Linked DNA regions of Homo sapiens: region 2 is linked to region 1. Evidence: chromatin loops called from intact Hi-C (ENCODE). Cell type or tissue: mammary epithelial cell. All regions are shown on one strand. Links, peaks and the distances in the headings refer to the core of each region. The heading gives the core; the rest is flanking DNA. Region 1 overlaps CTIF (cap binding complex dependent translation initiation factor). Region 2 overlaps CTIF (cap binding complex dependent translation initiation factor).

Evidence for each region. Peaks named below come from ENCODE experiments on the same cell type or tissue, not always from the same donor. Only the 100,000 strongest peaks of a DNase experiment are listed, where the experiment ranks them.
Region 2: a loop joins it to region 1, with 5 times the contacts of the local background. A loop is called at or near these places in 20 of 110 quality-filtered maps.

What each region holds. Positions count from the first base shown.
Region 1 is chr18:48,542,136-48,552,115 of GRCh38, forward strand. All of the region lies in intron 1 of CTIF (cap binding complex dependent translation initiation factor), which reads left to right. Among named protein-coding and RNA genes, the nearest start is that of CTIF, 8.1 kb to the left of the region's middle. RefSeq lists enhancers at 416-1,192, 1,193-1,967, 2,486-3,051, 7,759-8,260. In mammary epithelial cell, for the core only: no CTCF peak of the experiment used is centred there; DNase peaks (open chromatin) are centred at 3,796, 6,086 and 6,396; H3K27ac peaks cover 4,885 bases.
Region 2 is chr18:48,619,823-48,629,802 of GRCh38, forward strand. The region is part of intron 2 of CTIF (cap binding complex dependent translation initiation factor); the gene reads left to right. Among named protein-coding and RNA genes, the nearest start is that of MIR4743, 46 kb to the right of the region's middle. RefSeq lists an enhancer at 3,350-3,529. In mammary epithelial cell, for the core only: no CTCF peak of the experiment used is centred there; DNase peaks (open chromatin) are centred at 3,379 and 3,799; H3K27ac peaks cover 1,777 bases.

The DNA of each region.
Region 1 (9,980 bases), core at 1,417-9,416:
CTAATGAGAGCAGCCACTAAAGAACGGAAGTCTGCATTGCTGTTATTACCACGCATTTAATAATTTGCTGTTGGTGAATGGATAGCAGCTGTGATACATCCAGTTTCTACCAGAATCATATGTGCATATAATAAATGTATATGGTATGCCTGTTCATGTAACACTTACCTGTGTTTGTATGGCTGTGTTCATTGAGTCTTTATTGAATTCAAGGAGCAAAGAACTTATACATGCCTGCATGGATTTCTCAGAATTCATGCATGTGAAGGCTGTCAGACAGCCTGGAGGGTTATTAAGTTTAGCCAACTAATCAATTAATTAACCATTCACTCAATATGTACTGGGCACCTACATGTTTGTGTATCTAGAAGTGCATACAAAGAAAACTTAACAAATGTTAATTAAGTCCAGCAAATGTTTATGAAGCACCAGCCTCACTTAGGCCAGATACTCTGCTTCTCTACAAAGATAGTAGAGCAGAGATAGTTAAGTTGCAATGCAATAACACAGCCTACAGGAGGGAACAAATCATAAATATTTTAGAGCAGTCACCCTGGAACTTAGTTTCACATATGTTGGTTTCAAGGGGCCCAAGATGCCAGTTCTTATTCTAGAGCAAATGCAGAAGGAAGCGATGGGGAAAAAACACCTTGATAGCCTTGTTACCCTGAACTTCAGGCTGTTTGCAACCTCCCGGGAGGGCCCAGAGGTATGTTCTTCTGTGGAAGTTAGGCAGCTGATGGAAATTACCCTGAAGCCAACCAACAGGTTTCTGGCGACACGGAGCTAAGGAGATGTTCTCCGTGGTCCCGCCCCAGCTCAGATGTGCTGTGACTCAGGGACAGGCTGTGGCTTTGGTCAAGGTCTCACTCAGGCCCTGCCTGGGTGTAGGAGTTTCTGCCTTACAGGTCTGTGTAGGTGTGTTAATACAAGTCTGCTTTTTATCTAATCCCAAACTCACCGTCTGGTCCCAGATATTGTCCTCTAATTTCATTTCTGTTTTGGGCTCCATTGCCCTTGTTTTAAGGTTATGTTGTTTGCAGCTCAGGTCATGAAGGAGGAGGCAGGAGATGGGTGGTTAGGTTGGAGAGAGAATCCTGAGCCCAGATAGAGAACAGGAGGTACAAACATGCAGGCAAATTGCAGTTTCTGAGAATTCTCCACACGTGGTGGCATTTCTGCATAACTTACCTGATAACACAGCCCCATTTGATGTCCTTGGCTTGGCAGGGGGAGGGGGCGTCTACCTCTGGGCCTCACTGCTGACTCACCGGCACCCTGAGCTCAGCTGCTTCCTTTCAGGTTTGGGTTTTCTTTTGCCCCTGCCTCCCGCTGTGTGCGGTTTAATTTAGAACCTTGCTATAATGGTGGCCTTCTCCCTGTGTTAGCACCGTGCTCTCAGCATGCCTCTGACTTTGGAATTAAGGCCAGAGCTGTGGTTCACAACGGGGTGAGAACAGACACATCCTTGGATCTCCGGCACCCAGAGCTGGGGAGGACTTTGAAGATGATCTGATCTTCACGTGAAGACCTGAAGCCTAGGGAAGTGGAATGACTTGCCTAAGGTCATGGTGAGCCCTTAGCAGAGTGGGTAAAAAATCCTGGAATTTGAGATTTCATCCAATCTTCTTTCTATGTACCGTAATGCTTTCTGGAAAAAAGTTAGGTTCTTCCCAAAGAGTGAGAACTCTTTATCTTCTTCTCTCCTGTCTTCTGGTTCTGGGAAGGGCTCTGAAATTCATTTGACTTCTCTTTCCTTCACAACTGGCCCTTCCTGCCTTATCTTCATCTTTGGCATTCATGAGCAAATGAAGGTCTGTATTTGGGAAATATAGGGTGTCTTGGTGTCCTACAGTGCTCTTAAGCTTGGTCTGTGGCTTTCTGGCCCTGAGGCAGGGTCCTCAGGAACCTTTTGGAAGTGTTTGCAAAGCTGGGATGCGTGTGTACTTTTCTAGGAAGAGAATCTACAGATTTCATTTGATTCTCAACTGACTCAAGTAAGGACAAAACTACTGGTAGGGAGAAGGACAGAAAGGTTGGATAGTGGTTGGTTGACACTGGGGCTACTTTAATACGCTGCACTTGATTTGGCTTTACAGTTTGCAAACTATTTCACACAAATTATCCCATCTGCCTTTTATAATAGGTGGTTATCGTTATCAGCCTGTGAGGCAGTTGTTGTTATACCCATTTTGCAGAGCAGGAAGCTGAGCCTTCATGGTTAGTGGCATGCCCAAGTCACGAGTAAGCAGTAGAGCAGGGATATGAACCCTGACTTCAGACTTCAGGTCCAGTGCTCAGGGCTGAGGTGGCTTGCTGTCTGACATCATTATGATGAACAGAAAGCCTTGAACTTCCCAGAGCTTCTTAATGCCTACTGTTCACTCATATTCGGCCACAGAGCCAGACCCAAATGCTCACTTACCCAAGGGGTAGGGGAGATAAAGTATGGGAGGCAGTTACCATAGCAACGATCTGTAGAGTGGAGCCAGTTTGGGATGGTTTCATGGATGAGGTGAATTTGGGAGTAGGCCTGGGTAATGGTGGAGGAGGTTTTAGGCTGGGGCAATGGCCCAAAAATGGTTAGGGGGCAACTAGGTGCTTGGGGTGGGTAGAACAGACCTAAGAGGTTTACTTGATCATCCTGCAGTCGGTGCGAGCTTCACAGTAGTTGTCGGGCTGCTTTTCTATGCCTGTCTTTGTGCTAGGCCCTGGGGCTATGACAGTGAACAGGTACAGCCCCCTGCCTTCAAGCAGCCAGCTTTCTAGTGGGAGAGACAGATGCATAAACAGTTCCATTCAACGTCATGTGGGAAGTCTAGGTAGAGAGAAGCCCAAGGCCCTTACAGCGGCACAGACAAGGGGCAGCCACCTGCTCCGGCCTCAGATGTCAGGGAGGGCTTCCTAAAGGAGACGGCTCAGGAGCTGAATCTTAATGGATGAAAAGGAACTGGCCAGGAAAGGAGATGGGAGACGGGCATTCAGGGAGAAGGCATGGCGTGCGCAGGGTGTGGAGGCATGAGGCTGCCTGGGTGTAGGAAGGAACCGCAAGCAGTGAGGTCAAATGCAAAGGCGGAGATGCAGACAGCGCTCAGAGTGGAGGAGCTTTGTAAGCCTGGTTTCAGACCTTGGCTTTTAGCCTGCAGGTAAGGCATAGAGGAAGGACTTTAATCAGAGAGGTGTACAGCCTTGCTTGGATCGGAAGGGAACAGGACTGGGAGCCAGGCGGCCATGGGACTGGTGAGGCAGTAACAGGCTCTCCACGGCATCCAGGTCATAGGGGGTGAGACCTGGAACAAGGGCCATGCATCTAAGGATGGACCAAAGGTCATACATTAAAATTAGTTGGGAGTAAAGTCCGCAGTGATTACTTAGACTTGGGGGATAAGGGAATCATCTCAGTGGCTCCCAGGTTTGTGGCCTCACTGACTAGATGGACGGCAGCTCTTAACTCAGGTGCGAACTTCTGGTTGCTGGAGCAGGGTCTGCTGGGGTTGGGGTGGGAGGGAAGATCATGGTGAGTTCAGTGCTCCGGTATTGAATTGGAATTGCTGGTAGGATAGTGGGGTGGTGCTGCCCTACAGACAATGCACTGTGCAAGCTAGAGGCTGCAGAAGTGTGTGCCCAAGCTGAGCCCTGGGAGCGGGGAAGCATTGGCCACTGAGCGTAACCACGGTGAGGGCTGCTGTAGACAATGAGAGCAGACCTCTTCCTCCCATTGTCAGATAATCCTTTGTCATGCCGGCCGCTGTCGTCAGGGAAGCCAGGCGGGGATGCTGTGTCATGCTGGAGGCCCAGCTGGCAGAATCCAGCGACAGCCAAGAGCGTGTTTCAGCTGGAAGCATTAGAGTGAGTTAGGGGAGAGGCATTTCGCTTTTTAACATCCACAGTGAGCAGAGCCCTGTCCCAGCCCCTTGGAGTGTACAGAGTGGGGAAGCCCTGGAACCTGCTTCCAGGAGCAGGTAGTTTTGTTGGGGAGAGAAGATATGAACATATGAAGCCACTAAAAAGCTGTAACAACCCCAGGGAAGAGTGGAATGCAACTTAAATAGAGTGTTGCAGATCCCTCTCTTCCTGCCATACTTCATTTTTATAGAGCTGATGTGTTTTAGGCAAACGTCCAGTCTTTGCATGTTTGAATTCTCAGAACCGACAATAGTGCCTGGCACATTGTAAGTGTGTGTTCAGTCTATGTTTGTGGATCTGCAGGGATGTACCCAGAGTTAGTCGTCTGGGGTGGGAGGTCAGTCAGGGAAGGTTTCCATAAGCACGTCCAAAAGGGGCATCCCAAGACTGATTTAGAATACTTTTAGTACCACAGTGGAGTAAAAATCTTGAAAACCTTCCAATGACAGAGCACCTAGAAAGGCTGTGTAAGCTGTAGCTAGCGTCCTTTCAAAGAAGAGCTAAGCTCATGGAATGTAAGGGAAATCCCCAGGGATCTCAGGCAGTGTGGACGGTGAGCTCCAGCTGAGGCTCGTCTAGGCCTGGGGGTTGGGAGAGGTGTTGAGGGGTGCTTCCTGGCCTCAAAGCCCAAGGGTTTGAGTCGTGACTGCATCTCCTCCGAGACTAGAGATGATACCAGGAATCAAGAGCCCTGCCTAAAACAGGACCTGGTAAAAGTTTGCATGCTGGGAGAAAGGATGGACTAGACAGCAGCCCGTCCGCATGGGGGATGGAAAGTGGGTGTGCTGCTTTTTGTCTTGACCTGGATGTGAGGTGGAGAAAAATCTTCCCTAGAAATGTGAGACCTCAGGCCTGTTAGAGCTTTGAATGTCCACTACACATGTGGTCCAGGAGGCCCTCAAGAGAGAAATTAGCATGTAAAGACTTGGGGGCCAGTGTCTTCCTGACTGTGAGCTCTAGGGCATCAGGGGCCTGGGGAGAGTCTGGGGCTCTTTGCCCTTTGCTGACTTAAATCTCCACCTTGGGAGATGCTTTGCGATCAGGGCAGGGTAAGTGAGGGAGGAGAGAGAAGAGAAAGGGCAGAGGTGCCCCTCGGTAGGAACCTTTTAAAAGGGCCTTGGAGACAGCTGCACAACTCGGGGAGGCATGTGCAGGATGGCAGAGAAGGACAGTTCCATCCAAGCCTTCATCTCTTAGGAAAAAACTTCAGATGAGCCCCGTCTAGGAAGCCCAGAACATTCTCCCTACTGCATACTCAGGTCAGGTTCTTACAGATAAGGTTTCTTTCCAGGGTCCCCTTAAGGGTGCCCTGTGCAGATTGCAGTTGCTACTGGTCCTCTAGACTGGGCACTACATTGTCTTCCCATGCTCAGAGTCTTTAGTTCCTACAGTTTCAAACTCAGGAGACATCTTAGAGGTCATCTGGTCAACCCTCCACCTGGTGTGGGAATCCTGACTGCAGCAGCGCTTGGTTCCAATGTGCTTGCTGCTTGTGGCCGGGAGTTTATTGCCTTGGAGGCAGCGCCTTCCCTTATGTTATAGCTGGAAAGGCCTTGTACTGAGCTCTGGCCACCCTCCTCGCTGGCCATTTTCACCCATGGCCCCTGCAGCTGTTGTGAGAGATGGTTTCTAGACCTTTCACCATCCTGCTTGCTTCTGCTGGAAGGGCCTCCATTTGTCAAGCTGAGATTCTGTGAGAATCCAGCCAACTTCTGTCCTAACTTACTTCACACAGAGGCAGCTTTTGAAGATAGATGTGAGGGTAGCTGAGCCGGCTGCATAGGCGCAGTCTGTGATGGGGGAGTTCTGAGAAGCTTTGGCTCGGTGCTTTTCGGATGATCATGAGAGAGGCAGCAGCACCTGCTGCAAGTTCCTTCCTCCGACGCCCAGAATACATTTCAGCTTATAAGTAAGTAACTTGGGAATCCCATGCAGGGAGCTGTGTGGAATTTATTGAGTGCAGGGAGTTTATTGAGTGCCTGTTAAATGCCAGGCACAATGCTGGGCGCTCTCTGTGTGCCTCGCTAAATGAAAGTAACCTCTCTGAGGGAGACAGAGAGGCAGAGATATGGTAATGCCTAACTGTAGTTATGACAATTGAGCCCTGAAGGGATTCAGAAAGAATGTGTGTGGTTCCATCCAGAGTGGGTGGAGCTGACACATTCCCCATGCTGTTCCCTTATAGGGCCTTCCCCTGGGGTAGGCAGTATCATGATCTCACCAGTAGCTGGGAACACACAGGCCTGTCCCACACTCTTGGGGCATTTGCTGAGATACTTACACGTTTGAACCATGAGATCAAGAAAGTGACCTGCTAGAGAATTCACATCTTGGCATGTCACCAAACAGGCTGGTGTTTACAAGCAAAGTATTTTTTACAGCATGCGGTTTATCTGTCTCCGGTATCTACCTACAGTACCCTGGGCACTCTCAGGAAGCAAAATGTCTTTCTGTTCCTCCATCTCCTTGATGCTTGGCATCTGTGTGGGTCACATATTCAGCAGATTGGGTAATAAAGAGCATGCGTTGCCTTTGCAGCAAGGTTGCATCAGATGGCTGGACGTGCCTGGATGTGCTCTGCCACTGGCATGAAGGACCCTGTGCAGACAAGGCCAATAGTGAAGGTCAGGGATTCCGAGAAAGCACCCAGTTTCTCCTCTTCTCCCTCTAAAAATGGTTTCTTCTGCCCACATTCTATTGATTTGCCTTAATCCTTTTAGCTGTTAACCTTTGCCTCAGTTTAGTGGACACACATGGTATCTGCAGTGGGTCTGGCTCTAGGAGTGAGGTGAGATGAATTGAGGTAAGCCTGGCAGGGTCCCTGCTGCCCATCTGCCCATCTTGCTGGGGAAGACAGAATAGCCTTGCGCTAGTGTAAGGTGGTAAGTATGGGGTCAGGAGAATGAAAAGGGTGCCAAGGCAGCCAGAAGTCGGATGACTGTGAATTTTTTTTTTTTCCAATGGATAATCATGCTGGGACACAGATATAAACTGAGGTTGTCCTGGGTAGGTGAGGGCTTATGGACACATGGGCCAGGGAGGGCGTATGCATGTGGGTCATACCTGACACTATTATCAGACACTGTTATCAGTCATTTATACTGCAGGGTGCACATAGGGGTGATGGGGGAGGTGCTCGTGCACAAGAGGAATTGGCAGCTGTTTCCTTCCTTTGCTTAGAGGACGTAGGGGAAAGCATTATCTGTGGGGACTGAACTCAGAATTCAGATGGGGCTCAGTTTACAGCCACAGGGTTCTATCTTATATCTCACCATGATCTCAGTTTGGGGATTGGGGTGGAAGTATGGACAGATGAAAACCATCGGGCTTGTGGGATGTTATTGGCTACAGGTAAAAGAACAGTGTACTAACGATGGCTTTAAAAACAAGGTGTTTCAACTCAGCCAGAAGTCTAAAGGTAGGAGCTCTAGGGTTGGTTCATTCAGGGAGTCAGCGATCATTTCAAGGACTCTGTCTAACCTAGGCTGCCATCTTCAGCACATTGGCCTTTGTTCTCAGGCCAGTCCCCTTATGGTCATAGCATGGCTGCCACTGCTCCGGGCATCATGTTCTCACATAACTGCGTCCAAAGGCAGGCAGGAAGGTTAGATTCTCCTTGTCTGTCTTAATTTGTCAGGAAGGGAAGCCTTTCCCAGAATTCCCCTGCTGAAGATTCTATCAAGGCTCCTTGAAGAGAAACGGGTCAGTACCCATGCCTCCGCTCCAGTGGAGGAGGAGAAAGCAAGTCCCTGGTGCTTTCGCCTCATCTAGAGCAAGAGGCAAGCTGTGTTTGCAAGGAAGTGGGGAAGGGAGCAATGGTTGGCTAAGCAAAGAGGAACATTTACTTCACCAAGTTTCAAGATGTTTTTATTTATTGGGGGGGAGTTAGTGAATTAGCTTTACTTTTTTTTATATCTCAATATTGTTGAGGTTTTTGTTTGTTTGTTTGTTTTTTTAAAATCTCACCCCCTAGTTCTGGCAACCACCAACCTGGTTTATATCACTATAGGTTTGCCATTTCTGGTAATTATTACTTCTTAAGCCACAGGTAATGCTGGTGCATAGGATCCCAGGTGTTCCATGGATGCCTTTTTTGTGGTCCCAGGACATGGGTTCTGTGGTCTGTTCTCCCAGCAGCTCCTCCACTTTCCCGACACTGGGGCCAGGTGGAGAACCCCAGTAGGCAGAATTGTCCAGAGGGAGGGAGCATATGTCACTGGTGGCCTAGGCAGCAGGACTGGAAAGGCCTGAGGGCCTGAGGCTCCAGTGGGTTGGTAGAGGATGGCAGTCACCTTTGCAGGCAGCTGTGGGTTGGGGAGAGGAATTGGTGCTCAGCTGTGGCCTGCACATTCTGCAGAATGAGTTCTGTTGTCCCTGCTGATTGGGAAGCCTGGCCCCAGGGAATGCAGGGTGTGGGAAGATGGTGGTGGATGCCACCTTCCCCTCCCCAAACCACTATCCCCTCTATACATACACATGCAAACAGCCCAGGCCGTGGGGCTGACCATGCAAGCTAAGAGACAAATCTGTCCCCTCTGGGCTCCTCTCCACTCTGCTCAGGGTGTCACTGTGTCCTCCTCCCCCTCTTCCCACAGCACAGTCTGTGGGTTGCTAGAGCACTTAGCACTTCCCATCACTCCCTGCCTCCTCATCATTCCTTGGATACTTGCCTATCTGTCCCCTGGGATCATGAGCACCTTGCTACTGTCCTGGGAGTCATCAGGGCATTTCCTATAGGGCTAGGGTGGTGCCGGCCACAGGGTCCATGCTTCATGGAAAAAAAAGTATTTTTAAGGCAAGATACATATTTCTAGAAAGGGACTTGTTCATTTGGTTATCTGTCCAGATTCCAAACCAGTTCCGTGTGGCACTGCACAGTGCCCTGGACGAGAACTTACGGATCTCTACATGTTTTCCTCCCTAAGAGGAAGAAAGGTAATCAACTATCCTGTTCTGGGCTGAATTGTGTCCTCTCAAAATTCATATGCTGAAGTCCTAACTCCAGCGCCTCAGAACTGGATTGGTGGCCAGGCCTTTAAAGAGGTAATTAAGGTAAAATGAGATCATGAGAGTGGGCCCTAATCTAGTATGACTGGTGTCCTTAAAAGAAGAAGAGGACACAGATAAGACACAGATGGGGTCAACAGTGTGAGGATGCAACGAGAAGGCAGCCATCTGCAAGTCAAGACGGAGGCCTTGGAAGAAGCCAGCCCTGCCAACACCTTGATCTTGGACTTCCAGTCTCCAGAATAAATACATTTCTGCTGATGAAGCCACCCAGTCTATGGTGGCCTGCTATGGCAGCCCTAGCAAATGAATATGGAAGGATTCTCCCCTGCAGCTTGTGGAGGGAGTGTGGCCCTGCTCACACCTTGGTTTTGGACTTCTAGCCCCCAGAATTATGAGATCATACATTTCTGTTGCTTTCAGCCACCTGATTTGTGGTCCTCTGTTATGGCAGCCATGGATACTAATACACATGCATTGTGTGTTATGCTTGTGTTTAGGACTTCACCCCCTAAGTGTATTTCATCTTTCAGCTCTGAGTGTAGTTGTTATTCTTCTCTTTTGCAGATACACCTGAAAAGTTAGCATTCCTCCTGAGGTCACACAGGGAAGCCAGGCTAGAAACCCAGGCCTGTGTGGACTCTGGCCTGCAAGCTGTTGCATTTGGGCAGTGGGGAGATGTCTGTAAACGCAGGGATTGAACAGGTGGTCTTTCTCCTGAAACCTGGGTGATCCAATAATAACTTTCTTTTTCTTTTTTTTTTTTGGAGACGGAGTCTTACTCTGTCACCCAGGCTGGAGTGTAGTGGCGCGATGTCGGCTCACTGCAAGCTCCGCCTCCTGGGTTCACGCCATTCTCCTGCCTCAGCCTCCCGAGTAGCTGGGACTACAGGCGCCCGCCACCACGCCCAGCTAATTATTTTTTTTGTATTTTTAGTAGAGACGGGGTTTCACTGTGTCAGCCAGGATGGTCTCTATCTCCTGACCTCGTGATCCGCCCGCCTAGGCCTCCCAAAGTGCTGGGATTACAGGCGTGAGCCACCGTGCCTGGCCTAATAATAACTTTC
Region 2 (9,980 bases), core at 642-8,641, 77 kb after region 1:
TCCAGTTGCCTGACACTAGACCGCCAAGGCATGAATGGTCCCACCCAGCAGAGCACCCAGAATCTGGCAGGTGGGCTTTGGGATCCAGGCAGGAAGTGCCCTGGCTGTGCACCCCGTCCCTCTAACCCACCTCCACTCCTCCCTATCCAATGAGGCTTTGAGGCCCAGCCAGGCCCACATGTCTTTGAACATACGTCTCTTGAGTACTGACTATGTGCTGAACGCTGTTCCCTGTCCTCAATAAGCTTATGTTCTAGGAGAGATCTGGAGGTTTCGCTTCTCCATAATGCATACCATCAAAGAACTATAACTTGTGAATATTTTCTGTGATTTCAAATACAAGTAGTTGTTGGTAGCCAAAGGAATGATTGTTAGTAGCCAAAGTCTCGTGGGATTCTCACCCAGGGCTCTGTATGTCAGACATACTTAGACATATGAGGCAATCCAACCAGCGTCATGTTTGGTCCTGCACCCTCCTGCCTCAGTCTGTGGCATCCCTGACCTTGGAGGGGAGATGGACTCATCTGAAAGATTGTGAGCTGAGATTTGAAAGTCTTGGCTTCTCCCTCATAAAGTATGAATGCATTAAGGATAGGGACCCTATCAAGCATATCTTTGCCTAACACCACAAATCCTCAGCAGATTTTTGTTCAAGAGCTGCTTCCAGATTGGCTTCTAGCTGCCAGTGTGACCTTGGGCAGAACCTTCAATGTCTGTGGGGCTGTGTTTTCTTATCTGGCAAATGGGAATTATGCTGTTGCCTCGGGAATGTTGGAAGGTCAAAGACAGTAAGAAGTACAAAAGCTGCAGAGAATCAGTGCTGCCTGCACAAGCATGTACAGGAGAGTCCCCTGTCTTATCTGGAGTCAGGGTTCTGGGGATCCGCCTCTCGTGCGTGTTATCCCATCTCCAAGCCTGGGACTCCTGGGACAATCAGAAGGTGAGCTACCTGGGTGCACCCTGCTTTGGGAAAAGGCTGAGTCCAACCACCTGGCTCACTTTTTGGGTGGGACCCCTAGCTTTTTAGAAGCCAGAACAAACTTTTGGCTTTGCTGGAACTCAGACCAGGAGTCACTCTGGGAAATGCTGAAGCCACAGTAATCCCATGCCCTGTCCCCACTGGGAAGCAGGGGACAGAAAATAGTCCTGAGGGAGAAAAAAAAAAATAGATGTGATGCTTTCTTTAGTGTCCTTGAGGTTCTAAAATCACAAGTAATGCAAGCTTATAATTTGTTTGTTATTCAATCCATGAGTGTTTAACAAGCTTCTATTCTGTGCCAGGCACTATTCTAGGACTCGTATCTAGGATTGAGCAAAAAAGCCCTGCCCTCATGGACTGTGTATTCTACTCGTGGATGATCATTGCGATGGAGAAAAGTAAAGCGGAAAATGGAACGGGGAGTGAGGAGGAGCAGGAGGGGCTTGCAGTTTTAAGTAGCGTAGTCAGGGAAGCTGGCATGGAGGGGAGGGAGGGGTGGGTAGTGGAGATATCCGGATAGGAACATCTGGGCAGAAGGACCAGCCTGTGCCAGGGCTGGGCTGGAAGAAGAGTCCGGGCCCAGCCAGGAGGCCAGGGTGCTGGAGCAGAGGATGAGGGAGGGAGAGCTGCGGAGATGAGTCAGAGGGATGATGAGGACTGTGTCGTCAGGAGGTGCGAGTCCTGAGCCCTGGAGTGGCCCCACATGAGGAAGAAAGAATGTGAGGAGAAGTGAGCCTAGAGACCAGTGAGGCAGGAGGGAACCAGGCTGCTCCTGGAGCCCAGGAGGGGAGTCGAGGGAGTGGGATGGGGAGACTGCCTTGCGGGCCACTGCCAGGCCAGGTAAGAGGGGCTGAGAATGGCTGACTGAGCAGGGGGCCGTGACGGGGAAGTTTCCACTGAGCGGTGAAGGCAGAAGCCTGCCTGTGGCCAGCTCAAGGAACAGAAGGAGATGGCCTGGAGACTAGGAGAATAGTACAACTGTTTTGAGGAGTTTAGCTGTAAAGGGGAGAGACATGTGGTGGTATTTGGGGGAAATAAGGTCAAAATAGGAGCATTGACCTGTGTGTTCAATCCAGGGGCAAGTCAGGGGTTGCTGGAGCCCTGGCCTATCCCCAGCCCCCAGCGGTTCATCCACAATGACAGGAGGGAGTGGCAGGTGTGGGGCCGCGCATCTAAAATGGCTCCTGCAGCACAGCTGTGGTTTCTCTCCAGCGGCTTGCGGCCACGAAGGTGCAGAGGCAGAGTTACAAAGATGACTTTAACCAGGGTGGAGGTTTCTCCAGGGAATACAGTGGAGGAGAGAGGGGTGAGGGAGGCACAGGAGTGATGATGGTGAGTCACCTGGATGCTGAGCCAGGCCAGGACGGGAGTGGGTACCTGAGGTGGTTGTGGAGGCTGACAGGTGGTAGGGTCAGTGGATTGGAGGCCACCCAAAGAATTGTAATCCTGGTAGCAAAGAGACTGAGCTAGAAAGATGGTGGGGGTGTGGCGTGTGTCCAGGAGTGGGGTGTTTGAAATCAGAGGTGGAGGAATGCAGTCATGGGTCAGGAGAGGGCTGGGTGTGAGCATGGGAGTGTGTGGGGGAGAGGGAGAGGCCAGGAGGAGAGCGGGTCGTGAAACTCAGATCCATCTTCATGGATCTTGAAATCACCAAGAAAGGACAAAAGGATGTGGGAAAGGGTGGCTGTGATACAGGAGAAAAGTCCTTGAGGAATGTGGGAGCAAGGTGGTGGCTGGGTGGCCTGGCGGTCTACAGCTGACCGCATGGAGGGTCTTGTCTGGTGGTGCATTAACTTATTTGCATAATCCTTTTTTTAATATACAAACTATGCTTATTGCACAGCTAATAGTACCATGATCTGAAGTGGAAGGAGGAGGAGGATTAGGATAGATTGGAAAATTGTAAGGGAAATTAACCTCTTTAGATTGTCTAGGGCAGGAACTAAGTGAACCAACTTTTGCAGTCCCCTGGAAGCCCCTAGAGCTGACTTCCCCAGGAGCAGGGCCTGTGGATGGGCATATGGGCTGGCTGGGTACCCCCTGTTGTGGGCTGCCTGCCTTTTCAGCTGTGTGGCATCCAGGCCTGCAGCAGGGCATCCTCCAAAGGTTCCTCCAGCTGAAATTTGCTCTACCTGGAGGAGCCAAGGAAGCCTCAAAGCTTCACCCCAGAGGTATGCGTGGCTGATGGTAGAATTTCTGTGCCCAGAGCAGCCAGCGGGGACATAGTTTTGAAAGGAGGTGCCCTCCCAGCGCTTTCAGTCTGGGCTCTGTGCTTCTGGCACCAGCTCCAGGGATCAGTGGGGCCTGACTCACGCTTGGATGCCCCCATCTGTGTGGCGGGCAAGGCAAGGCTGTGGAGGGGCTTTCAGACTGACGTCTGCTGTGAAGTGTGGTGTGGAGAACACCTGTGTGGTGTGACATTTGGATGCATTCTCTAAACTTTCTTCATGCTCTGGAATTCCCTCGAAGAATGCAGACACCTGGCAGGATGCTGGGGCCTGCAGGCCTGCCTGCTGCTGCCGGAAAGGGAGGATGTTTCAATCCTGCCCCTACCGCGCCCCTGCCTCCCCGATCCCCACAGTCACACACACACCTGGGGTACCGACTCTGGAAGAGGGACGGCTGTGGCCCACTCTCAGGAAGGCCAGGGTTAGCTGTGTCTACATAAGATACTTTTTAAAAAAATTCTCTATTAACACAGCTTTATGGGAAATATTTCTGCTAAAGCACTTTGGCTTGTTTTTTTTTTTAATCTGATGACTAGTTTAAATGGAAGCCAAAAAGAAAAAAAAAAACAGCAAACACTCAGGGAATGTTCCTGTCTGCCTGTGTGGTATTTTGATGTTTCTGGGGAGGAAATTTGTTAAGAAGCTTGGAAACCTTGAGAAGACCTGAGGGAGTGGAGAGGAATGTTGCTCTTCAGCTGGTGAGGTCATTTTTTAGGATCTGAGAAGTGACAGTTGACACTCAGGGAGAAAATATCTCATGATGTTTGTACACTTGTGTTCCTCTCGTCCTTCCCAGTAACAACTAGAAAGAAATGAAGGATGGATGGATGGATGGATGGATGGATGGCTGGCTGGCTGGATGGATGGATAGACAGACAGATAGATAATACATAGATAATAGATAGATAAGATAGATAGATAGATCAGTTTTCCTGTCTCTTAGATGAATAACCAAGACAATGTGTGTTTTAAGTTTGCCAACATTTTCTGGATGCCATGTTTAACATCATACCTCTCCCCATGCTTGACACCACGCCCCTCCCCATGTTTGACACCACGCCCCTCCCCATGCTTGACACCACACCCCTCCCCATGCTTGACACCACGCCCCTCCCCATGCTTGACACCACGCCCCTCCCCCGTATTTTACATCGTACCCCTCCCCCATGTTTCAGGAGCACCTGCTGTCCAATAGATTGGAAGTCCCCACAGTCACTCTATCCTTGGGAGGAGGAGGGATTTTAGCCCTATTCTAAAGGAGGGAAACTGAGGCACAGAAATGGAGCATGGCCAAACCCCACTGCTGGGTGGTGGCTGAGCTGGGCTCTGGAGCCCCATCCCCACCCCACCTACTTCTGGTTTCCTGCTCCGTACAGGCCATGACTGATTGGGTGTTGGGTGGTTAATATAGATTTCTTTCCTATAGAAAGAAAATTAGGTCTCCAAATCTCATTGACCACTAATCTTTTGGGGAAGAGATTAGGATGTTGTAAGTGGGGAAAATTTTGGCACATGTGATGTTCGTGGATGATCTAGTGGATCACCAGAAAGCTTGGAAGCAGTATGCAACTCTGAGCGAGCATGAACTCACTTAGGGAGCTGTGAGAAATACTGATGTACAGGCCCCACTGCTAGAGATGCAGGCAAAGGTGAGGGGCCTGGGCCTGAACTATTCATAAGCCTGTGCATGACTCTGATTGCCACAGTGGGAGCAGGGCTGTCTCCTTTCTCCCCCTCCATGGCCTGCTGCCCCGATCCAGTCTCTTGGAAAGATAACATGTAGGAACCCTATGAAGATACATTTAATGACAGCATAGTTTCCAGTAAATTCTTGTTAAGGGGTCAAATTAAGAGCCAGTGAGAGTGAAGATCACTTCCTATAGCCCTATTTTGATGCTTTCCGGCACTTGGAAACCCTGGGTTTCATCTAAAATGCAGTGATCTTTACAAAGGGGTGCAGCAGTGGCAATGAATAGGATAGGGTGAGAGTGTTCAGATCGGCTCAATGGCTTTTCCTAACAAGTTTCTCCTCTTTCTCTTTACGTCTCTCCTTTCATTCTGCCTTCCCTGTTCACTGTTCCCTCGCCCTTTTTCTAAAATCCCATCTCTTCATTTCCTTCTGCCCTTAAATTCATTTTTCCTGATGTCTTTGCTCACAGGAGGAAGTACTCAATGGTGGACCACCCATGAAAGGCTTAACAGAAGAAGTGAGTTTATAGGAGGACTGCGGGGTGGTTCAGCATGGGGGATTTATTATATATTTTCCCCTTATTTAAAAAATGTATTCTAAATTATACAAGTACTTTATGCATACATTCCCATAGTGCACAAGAATTCAGATATTAATAATTAAATTCTCCTGAGCTAAAATTATTTTAAATTATACAAGTCCTTTATGCATACATTATCATGGTACATAAGAATTCAAATATTAACAATAAAATCTTCTGTGCTACCACCTCATTCTGCTCCCTTACTCCTACCTCCCATCAGATGAGTGAGTTCATTTCCTTGCCTTTTTTAATGCCTTTCCTGACATAGGTATGACTTGAAGAAATACAATATTGTCAAATCATATATCATAGCCAGTGGATATATTGTTCAATAACTTGCATTTTTCACCTGCCCACATGCCCCAGAGATTCTTCTGGGCTTGCACATCTGCTGTGTTCCGTTTAGTGGCTGCCCAGTTGTCCATAGCATGGATTTATTTAACCATTTGCTTAATGGTAGGCACTCAGGTTACTTCTAAATTTTCCCCTGGAAATACGTGATACTTCAACACATACTGTTGAACATGCCTCCTTCTGCACAAATAATGGAGTTTCTTTAGTTAGATGCTGAGAAGTAAAATTAATTTTAATAGCTGTTGTTAAAGTGCTCTCCAAAGATCTTCCATTATCCATACTGCCACCAGTGTATTGGGACATCTTGTCATTTTAATTCACATTGTCTTATTTCTTTTTCTTTCTTTTTTTTTTTTTTTTTTTGAGATGGAGTCTCACTCTGTCACCAAGGCTGTAGTGTAGTGGCGCGATCTCAGCTCACTGCAACCTCCCCCCACCGCAGGTTCAAGCAACTCTCCTGTCAGCCTCCCGAGTAGCTGGGACTACAGGCACATGTCACCACACCTGGCTAATTTTCGTATTTTTAGTAAAGATGGGGTTTCACCATATTGATCAGGTTGGTCTTGAACTCCTGACCCAGGTGATCCACCTGCCTCGGGCTCCTAAAGTGCTGGGATTACAGGCGTGAGCCACCGCGCCCGGCCACATTGTCTTTATTTCTAATGAAATTGAATTACCAATCTTTTTATTTTCTTTTTTTCTTTTTTTTTGAGATGAGTCTTGCACTATCGCCCGGGCTAGATTGCCATGGCATGCTCTCGGCTCACTGCAACCTCTGCCTCCCAGGTTCAAGTGATTCTCCTGCCTCAGCCTCCCAAATAGCTGGGATTACAGGCGTGTGCTACCACGCCTGGCTAATTTTTTGTATTTTTAGTAGAGACGGAGTTTCACTATGTTGGCCAGGCTGGTGTCGAATGCCTGACTTGTGATCCCCTCCCATGGCCTCCCAAAGTGCTGGGATTACAGTCATGAGCCACCGCACCTGGCCGTTTTTTTTTTGTTTTTTTTTTTTTTTTGAGACAAAGTTTTGCTCTTGTTGTCGAGGCTGGAGTGCAATGGTGTGATCTTGACTCACTGCAACCTCTGCCTCCCGGGTTCAAGCGATTCTCCTGCCTCAGCCTCCCGAGTAGCTGTGATTACAGGTGCCTGCCACCATGCCTGGCTAATTTTTTGTATTTTTAGTAAAGACAGGGTTTCACCATTTTGGCCAGACTTGTCTTGAACTCCTGACCTCAGGTGATCCACCCTGCTCGGCCTCCCAAAGTGTTGGGATTACAGGCGTGAGCCACTGTGCCTGGCCACCAATTACTTTTTAATAGGATAAAATTTTATTTTCTCAAAGTAACAATTGGAAAAACAGAGGCAAGTGAAAAATGGAAAAAAATCATTTTATGGCAACTAATATAATTTTTGTGCATCATTTTTTAAACATCTTTTACAAAGTTGTACTTCTAGCATACATGTAAGTTTTATGATCTGTAGGTTTTAATGATCTCCTAGACATTGTTTGGTGGTGGTTTTTAGCATAAAGTGTAACTATTTAAATTTGCTCTTTTTCTGCTAGGTGGTAAAATATAATAGAATGAAAGCTAACATTTATTCATTCAGGCTCTTTTGTAGGCTCAGGGGGCAAAGTCAAGAACAAAACAACCATGATCTCTGTCTCAGTTTCTCACAGGGAAAGACAGACAATAGAGGGAGAAGGAAATGGGATGTTAGAAGGTGATGAATGCATGAGGGAGGCAGGAAGTGAGTGGGGAAGGCTCGCTTAGGAGTGAGGATTTGGGCAAGGTGACTCACGCCTGTAATCCCAGCACTTTAGAAATCTGAGACAGGTGGATCACTTGAGCCCAGGAGTTCGAGGCCAGCCTGGGCAACATGGTGAAACTCAGTCTCTACTATAAATACAAAAATTAGCTGGGCATGATGGTGCATGCCTGTGATCCCAGCTACTGGGGAGGCTGAGGTGGGAGGATCACCTGAGCCCAGGACCCAGAGGTTGCAGTGAGCTGAGATCACACCCCTTCACTCCAGCCTGGGCAAGAGAGTGAGACCCTGTCTCAAAACAAACAAACAAAAAACAGAAAGAAAGAAAAAGAAAGAAGACAGGGTTGGGGGGGAGGGTGGGGAGGAAGGAAGGGAGGGAGGGAGGGAGTGAGGATTTGAAGGAGGTGAGAGTGAGGCCACCTGGGAAAGGGTATCCAGGCAGAGGGAGTGGCCAGGGCAAAACTCTGGTGTGGGGCATACCACACAGTCAAACGGGATCCCTCTGAATGCTATGTAGAGAATAGGCTATGGTAGGGGGTCAGCAAGAGAGGAAGCAGAGACCAGGAAGCCGTCTCCTTGCTGCAGGGGAGAGGCAATGGAGACTGGGGCCGTGTGGTCACTGGAGGTGATGAGATGCCTTCAGAGTCTAGGTATGCTTGGAAAGTGCTGACACTGTGATTGACCCTGAAGATTTTAGCCTGAGCAAATAGGATAGACTTTGCAGAAATGAGCTATGCAAGACCCTGGAAGAGCAGCTCTGGGGGGCAAAGGTCAAGAGTCCCGTTTGGGCATGAAAGGTTTAAGATAGTATTAGTCACCTTAGAGGAGATGTTGGTCCACCAGTTCGATGCACATTGGTGGTGTTCAGAGGAGGATAATGAGCTGGGTGCTGCTTTAAGCCCAGGGGGTGAGGAAGTTTACAGGAGAGGATCAAAGATTGAGCCTTGACTTAAGAAGTTGGGGAGATGAGGAGGAAGTAACAAAGGAGACTGTTTGCATTGTTTCTCACATGTTAACTCATTTAGTCTTGAAGATGTTGTTATTATTACCATCTTACAAGGGAGGAAACTGAAGCACAGAGAGGTTGACTTAAGCTTCCTGAGGCCACACAGCAAGTACATGGCAAGACTGGGGTTTGAAACAGGCAGCCTGTCTCCACGTACCATCCACTTATCCTCTCTGCTATTGGTAGACCTATTATTATTACAGATGGGGGAAACTTCGTCCTGGGGATGAAGCGATTTGCCCAAGGTCATAGAGTAAGTGGCGGAGCTGAGATCTGAATTCAGGACTCTCTGCTTCAAGAACTCAAGCTCCTAATCACGCAAGCATTCTCTACAACAGGAAAGTTGTTTGTTCCTTAAAAGATGGGAGCAAAAGCCTCCCTCTCTCTCTCTCAAATCTCAGCCATCAGCAGCATCCTGTCCCTCTTAGCACAGGTCTTTTCTAAAATATCACTGGATAGAGAATGAGCTGCCAGCCAGCCTTGGGTCCCACATCAGGGTCTTGGTTCTCCTCCCCATGTCAGTAAGCCCATGTGCCCAGGAGAAAGGAAGATGTCATGCACACTCCTGTCTTTGAGAAGTTGGGTCTTCAGGCTAGCAGGATTCTGACTGGGGTCTGTGAGACTGGGAGGAAGCCATTTCCCTTCAGCCTCAAGTCTCCCTTCAGGGAAATGAAGGCATTGGTGAGAGCCCTGGTTGCATTGTGCAGCCCCCACCTGGCACAGGTTTTACACACAGAGGTCACATTCCACCACCACCTATGCATTCAGACACTGGGGAAGACCTGGCCTGTGGACCCCCAAAATCCCCCCTGGGTGTCTGACGCCACCCTCGGTTAAGAAGCCCTGGGTAAGATGACCTTTAAAATAACTATGCATTTTGAAATAATTTCAAATATACATAGAAATTACAATAATAGTGCAAACAATTCTTGCATATCCGATTAACATCTTACTACATTTGTACCCACACTCTCTCTCTAAATATATCTTATGATATATATAATTTATACATATAATTGTATGTAAAACTTCTTTCTAAATCATTTGAGAGTTAGTTCCAGACATGATGCCCCTGTATCCCTTGACACTCCAGTGTGTATTTCCTCAGAACAAGGACATGATACAGTATAGGAAATGAACATTGATAGAATGCTGTGATTAAACCTACAGCTCTTTCAGCAATTTTCCCAGTAATATTGTTTAGAGCAAAAAAAAAAAAAAATTGGCTGTGATCTTTGTCTAATCCAAGATGACATATTGTGTTTAATATCAGTCATTTTTCCTGGGTCTTTGAATGATCCCTATTTCTGTCCTTTGCTCATGCTGCCACTTTTTGGCTGTGTATTCCTGGGTGAGTTACTTAACCACACTGT